Linked DNA regions of Homo sapiens: region 1 is linked to region 2. The links are chromatin loops, found by intact Hi-C in ENCODE. Cell type or tissue: B cell. All regions are shown on one strand.

Evidence for each region. Peaks named below come from ENCODE experiments on the same cell type or tissue, not always from the same donor. Only the 100,000 strongest peaks of a DNase experiment are listed, where the experiment ranks them.
Region 1: a loop joins it to region 2, with 4 times the contacts of the local background. A loop is called at or near these places in 2 of 110 quality-filtered maps.

What each region holds. Positions count from the first base shown.
Region 1 is chr3:143,525,888-143,533,887 of GRCh38, forward strand. All of the region lies in intron 9 of SLC9A9 (solute carrier family 9 member A9), which reads right to left. Among named protein-coding and RNA genes, the nearest start is that of SLC9A9-AS1, 190 kb to the left of the region's middle. In B cell, no CTCF peak of the experiment used is centred here; DNase peaks (open chromatin) are centred at 3,244 and 4,144; H3K4me3 peaks cover 1,826 bases; H3K27ac peaks cover 5,358 bases.
Region 2 is chr3:143,670,960-143,678,959 of GRCh38, forward strand. All of the region lies in intron 5 of SLC9A9 (solute carrier family 9 member A9), which reads right to left. Among named protein-coding and RNA genes, the nearest start is that of SLC9A9, 170 kb to the right of the region's middle. In B cell, CTCF peaks have their summits at 3,594 and 3,802; DNase peaks (open chromatin) are centred at 2,072 and 3,542; H3K4me3 peaks cover 686 bases; H3K27ac peaks cover 2,658 bases.

The DNA.
Region 1 (8,000 bases), 150 kb before region 2:
TGCAGGATACAAAATTGTACATATACAGTTTATTCTTGATAAATGAAATAGCTACAAAAGACTGGAAGGAAAAAAATGTCAAAATATTAGCAGTTACAGTGGTTGCCTTTAGGCAACAGAATTGTCCTTGAGTCTTATTACTCTGTTTTACATCTATGAATATACTATGCAGTAAAGTCATTTTTATAAACAGAAAGATATAACTAAATCAAAGCCATCATTGAAAGCTTTTGGCCAGTGGCTGTGATGTCTAGGTCTTTTAAATCCACAGGGGAAGCTAAACCCTCAAACCACAGTCACATCTTCTTGTTTGGGGAAGATAGTGGGCAAAGCAGATGCCTAGAAGCACCAAAAGGAAGTCTGGAGGGTTTGTTTTCTCCTTCCAAAGAAGGGAGCCATCTGCGTCTCTGCACATGGAAGTTTCAATTCATGTGTGTCACAGCCATGAGGACATGAATGGCTGCCCAGGAATGCTTAGGGGCAGGCTGCTCTGTGGGCATTTGGTAACACAAGAAAAGAGGTGGTAATAGCCCAGCAATTCCAGCTATTTTTAATGCAACTCCAAGCTAATATACTTACTTCCTACATTTTAGCATCTATGCCAGGTTTAAAGAAACAGACCTGCCCCTAATTTAAGAGAAGAAAGGCCCCCTCCTGTCCCCCAAATTGTCCCTGCCATCATCCTTCACAGTGCTGCTGCATCCTGCCTCCTCACAGCAGAGCTCACCTCGAGCAACCAATTCCATTTTAAGGAGACAGAGAACAATTTATTCAACTTCAATTTGCTGAGAGGAAAAACCTCCTATTCTCTAATATTAATTCTTGAAGCCGATTCAAAAACAATTTTTGTTCCTTGCCAGGGTTTGAGGCTTTGAAAGATATTAATGTAGACAGTCTTTGAAATATTAGGAGTTTGCAGCCATTGTGAGGATCCTGAAGTTAGCAAGCATAAAAGGAAGTCTTAGGGCAAAGTATATGTTATTCTGTGTGTTGAAATATATATCAAGCTTCTTGTGGGGTAAGGGGCTTGGGCACCCCTGGGGAACTGTGGACTATATATAGATAAGTGTGACATTCGTTTAAAGCCGATCTGCCCTGTGAGAATGATTAGGTTTACTGGAGAGCTCTATTCTTATTTTAAAGTAAGTTTTTTACATCTCTAGTTCTGAAACACCCTCTATGCAGTTTTAGACATATACGACTTGTCTAATCCACAAGCCTATAGAGAATAGTGATGAGATGATAGCACATTTCGGTGCCTGCATTTCTCTCTCAAAGATTCAATATTTTCATTTTAGCTTTTTATTTTTACCATTTTTCACAGATAGCATGTAATGTATCTCCACTGTTCTTCTTCAAGCTTTACGGTAAGATTCATAAACTTCAGCATTTTAACTGAACACATCAGTCATATTGAAGCACAGTACCTCTAATATGGTTAAAGTGTTTTATTGACACGTGACAAAACTTGACAACTTGTGTTTTTTATTATTAGAATTTTCTAATGGTTCAGGAGAGTAAAAATTAGATAACAGTAGCACAAGGTTGAAGGAACTTCATTAGGTTGAGTTTGTTTTTTCACTTACTTGACTAGTTGTCTTTGTGCCACATAGTATGTGCTTAGTGGCATTGTGTCAAAATTTGTCAGGTCTCATACAATGAAGATATTCCTATAGATTCCCTGCTTCAGTCCATCTTATATTTTATCTTTCTAAAACACAGATGTGCTCATGCCATTGCTTGTAAATCTTGGTTGGTTCCTTCCTGTCTACCGAAGGAAAGCCAAACTGCTTAGCACCACATTCAAGACTCAAGACTCTTCAAGACTTAGCAATAGGTCCACATCCCTCCCAATGTTTAACCCTTCTTCCCTCAGTGCCTCAGCAGTGGGGCACAACCAAAGGGCTATGAGGACCACAGAGAAGACTGCTTTGCAGGAAGCAGTGGTCCAGGTAGAGGTAAGGGGCAGGATTAGTAGGACAGAGCATGGCACTTGATGTCAAGAACTGGGTAGTGTGCACTTGGAACAAGGTGAGAGGCATTGTCACCAGGCTAGGCTGGATCGTGATACAGCCAAGGCTAATTGGCTGTAACTGAAAGTAGATCTTTGGAGAGTAGGAGTTGGAGGAGAAGGAAGAACACTGAAAGCCAGAGAGAAATGGAGAAAATCATTTCCATGTCTTTTCCTCCAGGAACCACTTCCATAGGCAGGCTTTGCAGGAATGACAGTTACTCAATGTAGAGAAAACTGGATATCCCTCTTTTAGACTTATTTTGGGCTCAGATTCCTGTGTTCAGCTTTTTGCTCCACCATTATAGGCTCTGTGACCTCAGTCAGGTTACTTTGCTTTTCTGTGCCTCCTTTTAGCGGCCAGCAAAATGGAGGTAAGAATTATTGTTGGAATTAAGAATTATTAGAAGAATTCAGCATTATTGGAAAGATTAAACCAATTAACTCAGTTGTCTGTACATGATAGGCCCTCAATAAATCTTACCTAGTATTATGATGAGTTTGGAAATTTTTTCCTTTACACATTTAGGAAATAAGAAAGTACAGAAAGCAGAATTTGACTGCAGTGTGATAAGTGGGTGATCAACAAATCTAAGTTTGCTGTGATCTTTTCCCGTTTTAGCACTGAAAGTCCTCTATCCCGGTAGTAGTTGGTCACCCTATAACCCTATGAACAACTCTGTGAGGGTGGGAACTCTTTGCAAACAGAACATCAAGCTGCTTAGCACCATGAAAACAGCTGAATCACACAAAATTACCTTTTCTATAAGGTCTAAACTATCAAATAGCAGCAATTTCATATGGTCTGATCAAGTAAAAAGTCCTAGAAGAAGGCAAAGGAGAATAAGCCACCTTCTATACATTAACTCATGCCTGGGTATTTTTGTCCTTCTAGCTCAAAAGTAAAAAAAAAAAAGTGTGACAAATATGTCTTAAGTACTTACTGTGTGCCAGGCATCAGACTATCTGATAGGTCAGGAGTTTATTATCTTTACTTTGATTGATCTTCATGACTTATAAGTTAAGAGGACCAACAATATGAAATAGTGGAAATGTGAAGCCATCAAGAGCATTAACTCTAAACAGAAGGAAATAAGTCTAAAGGAGAATGTGTGTATCTTACAGATGAGAGGGACAGTGCCGGTGCCATGTGGGAGGAGACAGAGCTGCAGATGAGGAGGGTGAGTTACCCTGTGCCAACAACAGCGGGGTGAGCTAAGGTGCTTGAGGGTAGAGACGCAGTCAAGCCTCTCAAGCAAAAAATGCAGCAGCTAATTTCAGAGTGGGAAATGCCCCTCTGGGAGGAAGTCAACATCTTATGATCAGAACCGCAATACTGAGATAGCTAAGAAAACACAAATTCAACTTTTAAAACGTTTTTATAAAAACACTGGAGAGAGAAAAAGTCCAAGTTCACTTTGGCTTTTGGAAGAGACCCAGAGGATTTCTTAATTCATCTGAAGCATTTTGGCCTGAGTTCTATTAAAACATTTTTAATTCTTTGATATGTAATCCTCTCTAGGGGTGTGGATAAAACAAGGGCATTATGAAGTTTTGTTTAGGGAATGTCATCCCATGAAAGTATTTGCCAGTGGATTTTGGAAGGATTCAACACTGTTTTGTTGGATGGTTTTATATACCAGGTGAATTGAACACATGAGAGCAGGGATTTTTACTCAAGAAAACTTGAGAAGAACTGTAACAAAGGGAAGAGAATAGAAGTCATAGTTTTCAATTCCAAGGACTCAGTAACCCATCAATGATTACTGGCTTCTAGGGAGAGAGTTAGATACCGAGTATTTTGTTAAATGTTTTACATTTATATAAATGTATATAGTACTTATTCATATTTTATAAAGTCATTGATATGTACACCGAAAAGAGAAGAATTGAAAAATGGAAGACTAGGAAGATTGGACACTGTATCTGATGCTGTATTTCCAGTAAATTTAGCAAATAAAAAGTCTATCAAAGGAGTGCCCTATTTTGTTTCTGAATTTCAGATGAGCAGAACAGAAGCCACTCCTATGACTCTAGGACGGAAGAATGAGAATGAGGAAACTGGGGTTGTGCTTGCCTGGAGTCTAACCCGTGCACCACCTGTTATTAGAACCCTGGGAAAGCAGCCTACCATCCAGTTTTAGGTTTGGCTTGTTGAAGCTATTGACGTTGTAGCATGCACTGTACTGAGGGAAGGGAAGGGATACCTGGCTTTGAGTTTAGAGGGCTGTGGCTAACAAGTGGCTATAAGCAAATGAATTATCATGCCTAATAAAATATTCAAGTGATAATTACTAAGTTAGTGAGAGAGTTTGGCTGTGTCCCCACACAAATCTCATCTTGTATTGAAGCTCCCATGATTCCCACATATTGTGGGGGGGACCCGGTGAGAGATAATTGAATCATGGGGGCTGTTTCCCCCATACTGTTCTCCTGGTAGTGAATAAGTCTCACGAGAACTGATGGTTTTATAAAGGGAAACCCCTTTCGCTTGGCTATCATTCTCTCTCCTGCTTGCCACAGTGTAAGACTTGCCTTTTGCCTTCTGCCATGATTGTGAGGCCTCCCTAGCCACGCAGAGCTGTGAGTCCATTAAACCTCTTTTCCTTTATTATAAATTACCCAGTGTTGGGTATGTCTTTATCAGCAGCGTGAAAACAGACTAATACAGTTAGTAAGGAAAAACCTTGACCAAATGGAAAAGTGTGCATGCATTATCTCAAGTCCATCAGAAATCTGAAAAACAAAACAAAACAAAACAAACAAACAAACAAACAAAAACCAAAAACACTATTCAAATAGTTTTTGCAACATGAAGAAAAAGGAGACAAAATCAGACAACTGATAAGGGTTGGATCTGGCTTCTCACTGTTCTGTCAAGATGGGAGTTTCTGATTTAACCAGTGTCATATTGGTGGCTACTCTAACTGAATTCATTGAAAAATTGCCATAATGTGATTCAGGATTTGCCTCTGTCAACTTACCTCCTTTTAGCATTTTATGTTTTAGTTCATAGAATAAAATAATCCCATTATAGATAAGAAGCTTGAACTGCGAGATATAATTATGAGTCCTAATTCCAGCACTCAGAAAAAACACAACAAAATAACTGAAACAAAACCTAACATGCATATAGTGCTCATTATGAGCCACAAACATTTTGTAAAAACTAATGCATGAAAACTAATTTAATCTTTACAACACTATTCATTCAACAACAGCTATTTGGTGAGTACTTTTATAGATTCTGGTGCCATGAAATAGAAGCTATCATTATCCCCATTTATGAGTGAATCTGATACATCAACTCATGCCTCCGCTTGAGCATTTTGGCCTTACTTAGCTCTTGAGATTTCAAATGCTCCCCTGGCAAGGAAAGCAAACCACATCCCCAAATTTCCTTTATCCTGATCTTCATTTATAAGCCTCTAGAGACCCTGGTGAATAGAGCTGAATTTTATTTATTTGAGTTCATCTCAGAACAGTGGTAGGGCATCTTTTCATGTCTTTGGAGACAGAGATTCACATGAGGGAGAGAAGAAGCTAAAACCATGAGCCATCACAGAGTACATCTTCCTGCTGGAAGCAGCACTAAATCAAATAAGACATAATGTATAGGAAGTTTGTCTTAAAAACCTTTAGGAAGAAGGCAGTCTACACAAATCTTCACTGAGTTCCTTCTCATTTCCTCTTTCTTGTTGTATAATACAATATGTGGGTGTAAATTAAGAGAAACATTAGGAAAAATAAGACCAAATAATCTAGGTAATTGTTATTTAACATGTATGAATCTCATTTTAATGAAAGAGAACAATATCATGGCCTATGACATAGTAAGTTTAAAAAGCTAAAAACAAAACAATAAGGTAAAAAGTAAACAGAAATAAACTTACGTGTAGGGACGGTTCTCAAAGTATGACTTATTGACCTCTGAGACTCCCTGAGACTCTTACAGGTAGCTCATGAAGTTAACATGATTTTCAGACTGTTACTAAGACATCCTTTGATTTGTTCATTCTCATTCTATCCTGAGGATACAATGGAGGTTTCCAGAGGCTACATAATGCGTGATAATCACAACTGATTGAATGCAGAAGCAAATCTGATAATCCAGCTGCCTTCCATTAAACCAGAAATAAAAGAAATTTGCAAAAATAGAAAGTGTGATTTATGTTAACATGCAATGGATTTATCATTATTTTAAAATAAATTACTAAATATTTCTAAAATCCTCATTTTAAGTGTCTAATATGATAAACATTGATACATGTAATCAGTGGTATGCTGCTAGATGTTTAACAACTGGCTCTCTGGGGGGACAGGGAGAGCCCTGATTTGTAGTGCAAGCTGATTCCATGATGTAAATATTCCCACGATGGCAGATTTCAAGCTACCACTGAACCTGGTGTAGAGAGCTGGTTCCAGCTGGCTCCAGCACACTACTGGATATAATTCATACAAACAAAAACTCTTTGGGGCCTCAATAGTTTCTAGAAGTGTAAAGAGGTCCTGTTATCAAAAAGCTTGACAACTACCAATTATAGTATAATCACTTTTTTTGTTTAAAAATATCAATGGATATATACTTCTAAAAAGATATACACCAGTCTCTAATACAGCAGTTACTTCTTGAGTGGGGAAACTTAAATTTTACTTTACAAGCTTTTGTACCACGAATTTTTATAAAAATCATGAAACTCGAATATAAAAAGGAAAAAAACCCTCATTTTAAGGTTCAGAACTTGCTCAGAGACCTCTGGTCCTCAGTTTTCAAACGGTAAAATGTAGCCGACATGGGCTAGTTTGAGTAATGGGATTTCTTCCAGCCCTATAACTCTATGATTTAATGATATTTCCACTCATTCTGGTACATATCTCACTTAGATAATCACTTTAGGGATGCTAGGGCCCTTCAGTCCCTCAAGTGACCCAGGATCTCCCCTGTGATGAGGCCTCTGCCTGCAATGCTCTCATTCTTGCCAACGCCTTTTGCCTGTTCACACCTAATTATTCTTTAGGTCTCAGCTGAAGAGTCTCTTCTCAAGGACTTCTCTATTGGGGTCCTTTGTTATATAGCCCCAGAGAACCCTGTTACTCCCCTCAGAGAACTTAATCCTGTGTTGTGTGGGCCCCAAGGGGAGCAGGGCCCATGGAGGTTTTCACTAACTGCCCATGTGGGCCCAGGCCTGTACAGAGAACATTGCAACTCATTTATTCACCCACAAATAAAAAGTGATGACCTACATGTGCTGGGCACATTTCTAGACACTGCAATATAGCTGTGAACAAACCAGACCAAGTCCCTGCTCTCGTGGGGCTGACATGCCCTGGCTCACAGCGACCTGGGGGCCTTGCTCCAGGACATACCACAAATACACGAGCAGACCCAGGCTGAGAACCCAGGTCTTCCACATCTAGTGCTTGTCCTCCTACTTGCCTTAATTCCCAGATGCTGAGGTTCTATGAAGACTGACCTCAAGACACACAGGATAATTCAATATTTGTATCCTTTGACTTCTGGTAGGCATTAGGCCAGGTATTAATAATTCCAGAAGTCATAGATCCAAAGCAGAAGAGGCTCCAAAAAAGATGAAGACACAAAAATTTGGAAAAATGCAATAAGTGAGGCCACACAGATGAAGTAGTCAGACACATGAGCATACCATATGTGAAACACAGCAAAGCTGACCTTTGTTGTGTTACTGATGCATAACCATAAAAAAACCCTACATCTTTAGATATCATATATCAGAATCATTTGGAGGTAAGGGTATTTTTAAAAATGTGTCTGAGAAAGAGAGAGAAAGAATTTAAATAGGCCATTGTTGCAAATGCCTCTGTCAGGGAAAGGTCTTTGTAGTTAAAGTGAAATGGCATTTCTTTGTTAATGAGGGGAACATTTATGAAAAGCTCTATGCACATTTTTCAGAAAATAATAATGTAGATATCTCCTACAATGCAATACATTTCTAGGTTTAGTCCACCTAAC
Region 2 (8,000 bases):
GTTCTATTTTGAGAAACAGCAATGGTGTAGGACAAAGAATATTGGACCTGATTTGTCTCCCATCTCTGCCACTTACGAGCCTTGTAAATGTACCACTTAAGTTTTTAGAACCTCTGTTGCTTGGAATGGAGATAATTGATCGGCTGTGGTGATGATCAAATTAGATGATATATTTGTACACATTTAGTTAATGGCTGCTATCACTAGATAACATACTCTCTAGTAGACGTATTCAGATGGAGCTTTTAATTTGCTGCCAATCCGTGGCTTTGGGTTGCTTCTACATATTGATTCAAGTACAGCCATTGCTTCAATAATTTTAAGCTGGCTGCAAGTTAGCAAAAGTCAGTTTTTTTTTCAGATAGATGTTAGTGTTTAGTATCTAGCAAAAACACAGTCTAGAAATCTAAGGAAACAGAATTCCTAGCTTCCATACCTATATTTCATTAACTTGCCGTGAAACCTTGAGATAATCTTAAAATTTGCTGCACCTCAATTATTTCACCTAAGAAATGGGTCTTCTCTACCCAAGAACACAATGTGAAAATAACTGAAATACTGTCTGTAGAAGCTCTTTGAGCTCTTTGAAAGAGTCAAACAATATAAATCAAAGCTGTTATTTTTATTTCTGAGTAAATTTGCTCAAGAATAGAATTGAGGTTTATATGATGGAGTTTTACAGACATAGGTTTATGTAGAGGGTTTTAAACTGATGCTATTCCATTGTGCTTAACACTGAATTGTAAAGACACAGAAAATACAGCCAAGTACTGTTAAATGACACTGTGTGCAGGTTTGAAATGCAGATTGCATAGTAAAAATGGCTGATACGTCTGTGCTCTCTAGAAGCCTGCTGGCTTCAGTGGGAGGTACTCTGGTCTAACATCCTCTGACTCCCTCTGAGGTGTAATTTCTCCCCCCTTGGAATTCAATGAAAACATATGAATATCTCTTACTGCTTCTGTTCTCTCACAGCAATACCAATGCAATCTTTCTCTACCAAATATTAGATGCTAAAAGTAGAGTCATCCAACTTTCTTTATAGATGACAGAGCAAATAATTCAGGAACACAAACTTTATACTATATGAGAGCATTTTTTGCTGTTTATAATATGGCATAAAACCATCTTGATCTCTTCCTGCTTAGCCGATATTAAATGAATGTTGTCTTTGTTCTCTAAGCCAGCCCTGGTACTGAAGGAACTACTTTGTCAATTACATCTTAAATTTTTTTTTTGTCTGTGAATAGAAAATTATTCCGTTTTCTCTTGAATTCTTGTGTAGAATATTGATAACACCAGTGATGAGAAACCACAAGTGTAATATAGGCTAAAACTAAATGCAGAGGCAGAGAGGGCCAGAAGGTGAAAAAGAACAATATCCATGATTTTAAAAAGATGTGATCCAAACAAAAGAAATCAATGAAGAACACAATTAAATATTGAAACACAACAGTGATTAGAGAGCATGATCAGAGAAACTGAAGGAAAACAAAACTGAAAAATAAAAACTTTTCTGATTATGCCAATGTGAGTAATCTTTCTCCGGTGTTAGAAAAATTAAATATTTAAACCTGGAGTTCCACGATGAATGAAAAATATGAGAGACAGCCCAATTAAGTCATCCTTACTGAAGAGGCTTTTCTCCAAAAATAACAGTCCTGCTTTTAATTATAGGTTCTTGGGTCTGTTAATCAGCCATCTTCCTCAAGGCTAAGCTTGGTGCAAATAACAGAGAAGGATTCAGCAAAATGCCCTGTTTAATTAAAATGAATTTAATTAAAAATATTTTTATACACATGACCAATCACCATTATTTATGCAGATGTTCCCACATAAGTCTTTGAAAAGGCATTTCTCCCCCCAACCTTTAAAAAATATGCTGTGCTTCTACAAGAACTGCTATGAAATGAAAAGCACTATGACTGGTAGTTAATACCTATTTTTATCAAAACAGCAGTGCAGCTCACACATCACCTGAGCAGCCGTAACCATAGTAACCCCAAATAGAAAGGGGCTTCAGATTATCAACACCATCAAAGGTAAGATAGTTCATGTGCCTCTGCAATAGTTACACTACAGCAAACTTTAAAGGATAAAGGTGGCTTTTATTCCTACTACTTAAATGTTAAATGAAAATAATGACTTGCAAGTACAGTGTATAGAAATGCCTTTCATTTTGGAAGACTCTTATTTCCTCAAAGTGTTAATAATAGAAAAGATGAAAACTCAATGCTATACATTTCTCCAGTGCTTCTATCTGATTATGGCGAGGGGACAGTAATCATCATTTTGCCAAGTTGGAGAATTCATACAGGGAAAACCCCACCCATAGGAGCCCTGCAGGATGAGAAGCTGGACGAGAAGGCATATTCTGTGTCCATGCACTCAGTGAGAGGATGGCTATGGTTAGTGATGATTGTCGACACGAATTACCTGCAATAAGGTATAGATGGTGACTTAGGGTGTAGACTGGCAGTCAAATCACAAAGAAAATGCACATTTAATTAGAGAAGGAGTGGAACTGGTTTGAAATATCAGTGAAATACCAATCCAAATACAAATCTGTATTTGGCTTTATAATTTATGGTTGGGGTAGGATGGAGTAGGGAAGGGTGGGAGGGCAGGGCATAAAAGGCCAGCAAGACCATACTTATTAATTATATTGTTAATTAATAATATTAATAATATTGATTATTCTATCAGAGGAACTATGATCTAGATAATCCAAAACAGAGACTAGTAGAAAAGACTTTCTGACAACATTTCCTAATGTTCAATATGTCTAGGGGGGCAGCATCTGGAAACATGGAGAAAATATTCTAAATTTTAAATATTTAAGTGTATAGTAGCTATTACAAAAAGCAGAAATTCCACATGAGGATAAATATAATTTTATTAATTTTTTCTTTTTAGTCTCTTTACATTTGAGATTTACCGTGGAAGTGGATGGACAAGTAATGAAAACATAAGAAAACAAATTCTTTAATTATGGTCATGTAGGAAGAAAATGGTATCTGGAAATTTTATGTTCAGGAATAAATAGGAATATCATGATAGTGTTATCTAAAAATCCAATAAAGTGCCTGAGAAGAATTCACTGCTAATAAAAATGTGTTTTAAAACACTTAGCAATTTACACATAATTTTCCATACAGCTCTTCATTTGATCTGACAAAAATTCTTTGAAGAAATGGAAGGTACTTTCTGTTTTGTTTTGTTTTGATAGTCTCTATTTTAAGGAAGTGGAAAGTGAGGTTCCAATAAGTTAAAGCATTAAACTGTGATGCTCCATTCACCCATGACACTAATCTTGCCTTAATGAACTGACACTTTTGATATCCAGGACGCTCTGACCACCAATCCCAACCTCATTTTTAGGAAATTTTTCTACCCTTATTACGTGCTTATTTTATTTTTAGTGGAAGGCTCCTCTTGGGATTAGTTTATGAGACATCCCTAACTGTGATCCTTTTATGCAGGCAATTTCACAGGGCCTCTCTTAGATGCTTTCACCCATAAACACACGAGCAGTGCCAGCGCCCTGGTTCACACTTCCCCTTGAAACCGGTGCGCCCCAGAATTAGAGCGACACCTAGCCGTGATTTTAGGTAGTACATGCTAGGAAAGCTTATTTGGGCAAGGGAGACAAACAAGAGACATCAGAGCTGGTGGCATCTCAAGAGGATACTACTCCCAGAGGTAGAAATCTCAGAGGTTTTCTAACAGCACTTTCTACTGGGAACTAGGACTCCTGCAGTTCACATTCTCTGAGGAGGAACTATATGATAAGGGAAGTTTATTATAATTATAATAAAAGGTAAGATGTGCACCCTTGAAATTACATACAGGTTCTACCAGTGCAATAAATGATATCTATTTCAGATTAAAAATATCAGTTCCAAGCCTCCTTCATCTCAATAATTCTTGACATTTACTCAGAAAAGCAAATATTTCATTCAGTTTTTATATTCATCGGGGCTGTGGACTAGTGCTACTAGCATCAACGAGACACTTGTTAGAAATGGGGTGTTGGACTTGACCCTGGACCTACGGAATCAGAATTTCAGGAGGCAGAACCCCCTAATTAGTACTTTCAGACTCTCCAAGTGAGTTTTACGTTCACTCACATTGGAGAACCTACTAATATAGAGCAAGAAGTAATCTTAAAAATCATCTAATTCCTCTAGGAATATATTAGGCAAATAAGGCCTAGAAAGCTTAAGTGGCCACCTTGAATTTTCCCTGCACATCAGAAATATGCCTTGTGCATAGTAACAGGGATTGAACTAGACCTGAGGTCTCCTAACTCCCAATAATAAAAATAGCATAGTGCTATGACACTTGTCAAGTGCAGGCTGGTTGGGCAAAACATTAGCTAAACAGAGACTTTGACTTTGTATCTATATTCCTCCTGGCTTCTAATTTCAGTAAATGAATTATCATCCATGCATTTAATTTAGGCACCAGACAGGATAATCCACAGTAAATTTTCTAAATTCAATTAACATGAGCCAGTAGTAGTCTCCTTATGAAAGCCAACAACGAGGGCTCAGGGCTTCATCAAGCACTTGGGATTCTTAGCACACTTTAGCTACTGGAGCAAGCAGAGATGTGTGACTTACATGTAATATGAGAAGTCATTGATTTTCATTTCTTTTTTCACTTCACGGCAGACACAATATCATACTGAGTTTGAAGATTTTCCTTTAAGATTTTCTCATTATACTTCAGAGTGATTTACTAATATCATATAAAAATGATTGGTTATTTTCTCATTTTTATGAAATTTTGAAGTTTTCAAGTGTACAGATGTGTTTCCACATAAATCCATAAATATGATCATAATATGCATACTCTTTGTTTAGTCGTTTGCTTTAATAGTCTTTTTTCTTTTCCTTTTTGGTATGTCTCTCTTTTTTCCACCTCTTCCTCTCTTAAACTCATATCTCCTCTCTCCCCAAGTAACCCAATTTTACAACGCAGTACAGAGGTCCTCAATGTTTTTGGCACCAGGGACAGGTTTCTCGTGGGGGATGGGGAGGAGGGCGAGGTGGGGATGGTTTCGGAATGAAACTTCCACCTCAGCTCATCAGGCATTAGATTCTCATGAGGAGCACACAACCTAGATCCCTCGCATGCGCAGTTCACAATAGGGTTCACACTTCTATGACAATCTAATGCTGCCGCTGATCTGACAGGAGGTAAAGCCCAGGTGGTTATGCTGGCTGGCCTGCCACTCACCTCCTGCTGTGCAGCTTGGTTCCTAACAAGCCACAGACCTGTACCCGTCTGTGGCCCGGGAGGCTGGGGACACCTGACCTAGTATATGTCCTACCAATTTCTCTTTATACTAAAATTCTCATTATAACAATTACACACACACTTGTAACAATGTTAAATTAGATGTTTAAAATGAGAAACAAAGCAAAAACAAACAAACAAACAAAACAAACAAAAACACATGTTATGTAGTGAGATGTACAATCTTAAAAGCAGCTGGGTGTGGTGGCTCATGCCTGTAATCCCAGTAATTTGGGAGGCTGAGGAGGGCGGATCATGAGGTCAGGAGAGCGACACCATCCTGCTCAACATGGTGAAACCCTGTCCCTACCAAAAATACAAAAATTAGCTGGGCGTGGCGGCGTGTGTCTGTAGTTACAGCTACTCGGGAGGCTGAGGCAGGAGAATCGCTTGAACCCAGGAGGCGGAAGTTGCAGTGAGCCGAGATCACGCCACTGCACTCCAGCCTGGGGACAGAGTGAGACTCCTTCTCAAACAAACAAACAAACAAAAACAAACAAAACAAAACAAAAAAACCCAGCACGTGTCTGAAAACCAGTTACATGACTCCATTGAACCTCTCTGCCATTTAAGAATGTGAAAGATCCTAGACTAGAGGTTAAGATCTGTGAAGGGAGTTCTTTTACTACTTGTGAGTTGTAAATCTGAACTCCCACATGGGGAGGGTTGTTTGCACATCTCAAGCCTGTAAAAAGAGACTTCCCTAGACCATCAGACAGCTTAAGATGACACACATGGAGTTTGGGGACACAGTGGATTACTGTTTGACTCTCGCTTTGCCATTATTACATGGGACTGCACATGTTCATTGCTGAGTTGAGTCTGTGATTACAACTCACAAACCAAATATTTTTATCCAGCAAGTCGGAAAGTAGTAGTCCCACACAATATTTTAAGGGGAGACTGGAAGAAAAAAAAGCACTTTCTGTGCCTATACCTCACAAGTCCCACTTTTCAATATAAAAGTTACACACAGATATGCATGGGGGTTATCTACACATAAATTTATAGGGGTCACCACTGCTTTTAAAAATGTGAATCATATTTTTATATACATTTTTGCATTTACTTTAATAGTCAACAATGCCTGCTGGAAAACTCTCAAGTTAACTGGAAGGGCACTAATTTATTTTTTTAATAGACATACAATATTGTGTAGATGTCCTACAATCTATCATCTTAAAAATGTTGCAGTACACATTCTTGTTCATATATCCTTAAGAACTGGTGGTTTTACTTGTGTGAGATAGCCTCCCAGGAGTCAGATTGCTGGGTCAAAAGGGGCTGTATATTTTAAGGTATAATAGCTTTGCCAAATTACTTTCCAGAAGTCTGTTAATGATTTAAATGTTCTCTAGAAATGTGTAAAAGTCCACTCTTTCCTGCAACCCTGCCAGCAATGACTGTTACTTGGTATTATAATTGTTGCCAAACTGTTAGGGGTAAAATGATATGCTGTTACTTTAATTTACATTTCCATGACTTCTTGGAAGTTTGAATAACTTTTTACATTTGTGGAACAAGTGGATTTGTGTGTCTATGAATTGCCTCTTCAGAGTCTTTTTTTTTTTTTTTTTTTTTGAGACAGAGTCTCGCTCTGTCGCCCAGGCTGGAGTGCAGTGGCACAATCTCGGCTCACTGCAAGCTCTGCCCCCCTGGTTCGTGTCATTCTCATGCCTCAGCTTCCCAAGTAGCTGGGACTACAGGCGCCTGCCACCATGCCCAGCTAATGTTTTGTATTTTTAGTAGAGACGGGGTTTCACCGTGTTAGCCAGGATGGTCTGGATCTCCTGACCTCGTGATCCACCCGCCTCAGCCTCCCAAAGTGCTGGGATTACAGGCATGAGCCACCGCGCCCAGCCTGCCTCTTCATAGTCTTTGTCAGTGTTTCCGTTACTTACTTCCAGATTGTCATTTTAAAGTGTTCTTTGTGTATTAAAAATAGTAATATTCTGTCCTTCGTATTTTAATAATTTTTCCCCAGTGTGTTGCCTATCTATTGACTGTTTATGGTGTCTTTTCCACTTAAATGTATTTTCTTTTTATATCTTCAAATATATCTATATTTATGGATTCTGGTTTTCCATTCTTTGTTAAGAAGAGTCTCTATATCCTTAATCTATAGATATAGATTTATAGATTTTCTTGCAGTAGTTTTTTAAAATTTCATTATTTACATTTTAATTCTTCTAAATATATTTTTGTAAATGGTTATATGTGTTCAATTTTATAATCTAAATGGATAGCCAGTGAATTGTGCTAGTACCATTTGTTAAATAAACCATCATTTCCCCATTGAATTGAAAGACCACCTCTGTCAGATTATCATTTTTCAATGAAATCTGTGTCTGGATCATCTATTATTTTTTACTGGTCTTGTGCTTCCTAGGCCAATACCACACTGATTTGATTATAATGGCATTGTAGTATATTCTTACATCTGATTAGGTAGGTTACCTCATGGTTTTATTCCACTTTATAAGCTTTAAGATAATTTTATCCAGTTTCAATGTTTAAAGTGGTAAGTTTTCATTGAAATTACCTTAAATTTTTGTATGAATTGGAGGAAAGTAGAATTTTCATGAAAGCTTTCTTCTCATCACCAAGATGGTGAACTATAATAGCATCGGCTACTGCTTTCCTCCACAAAGTCAATGATGAAGAAAGTATATAGAGAAAAGTGGAATTGAAACTAA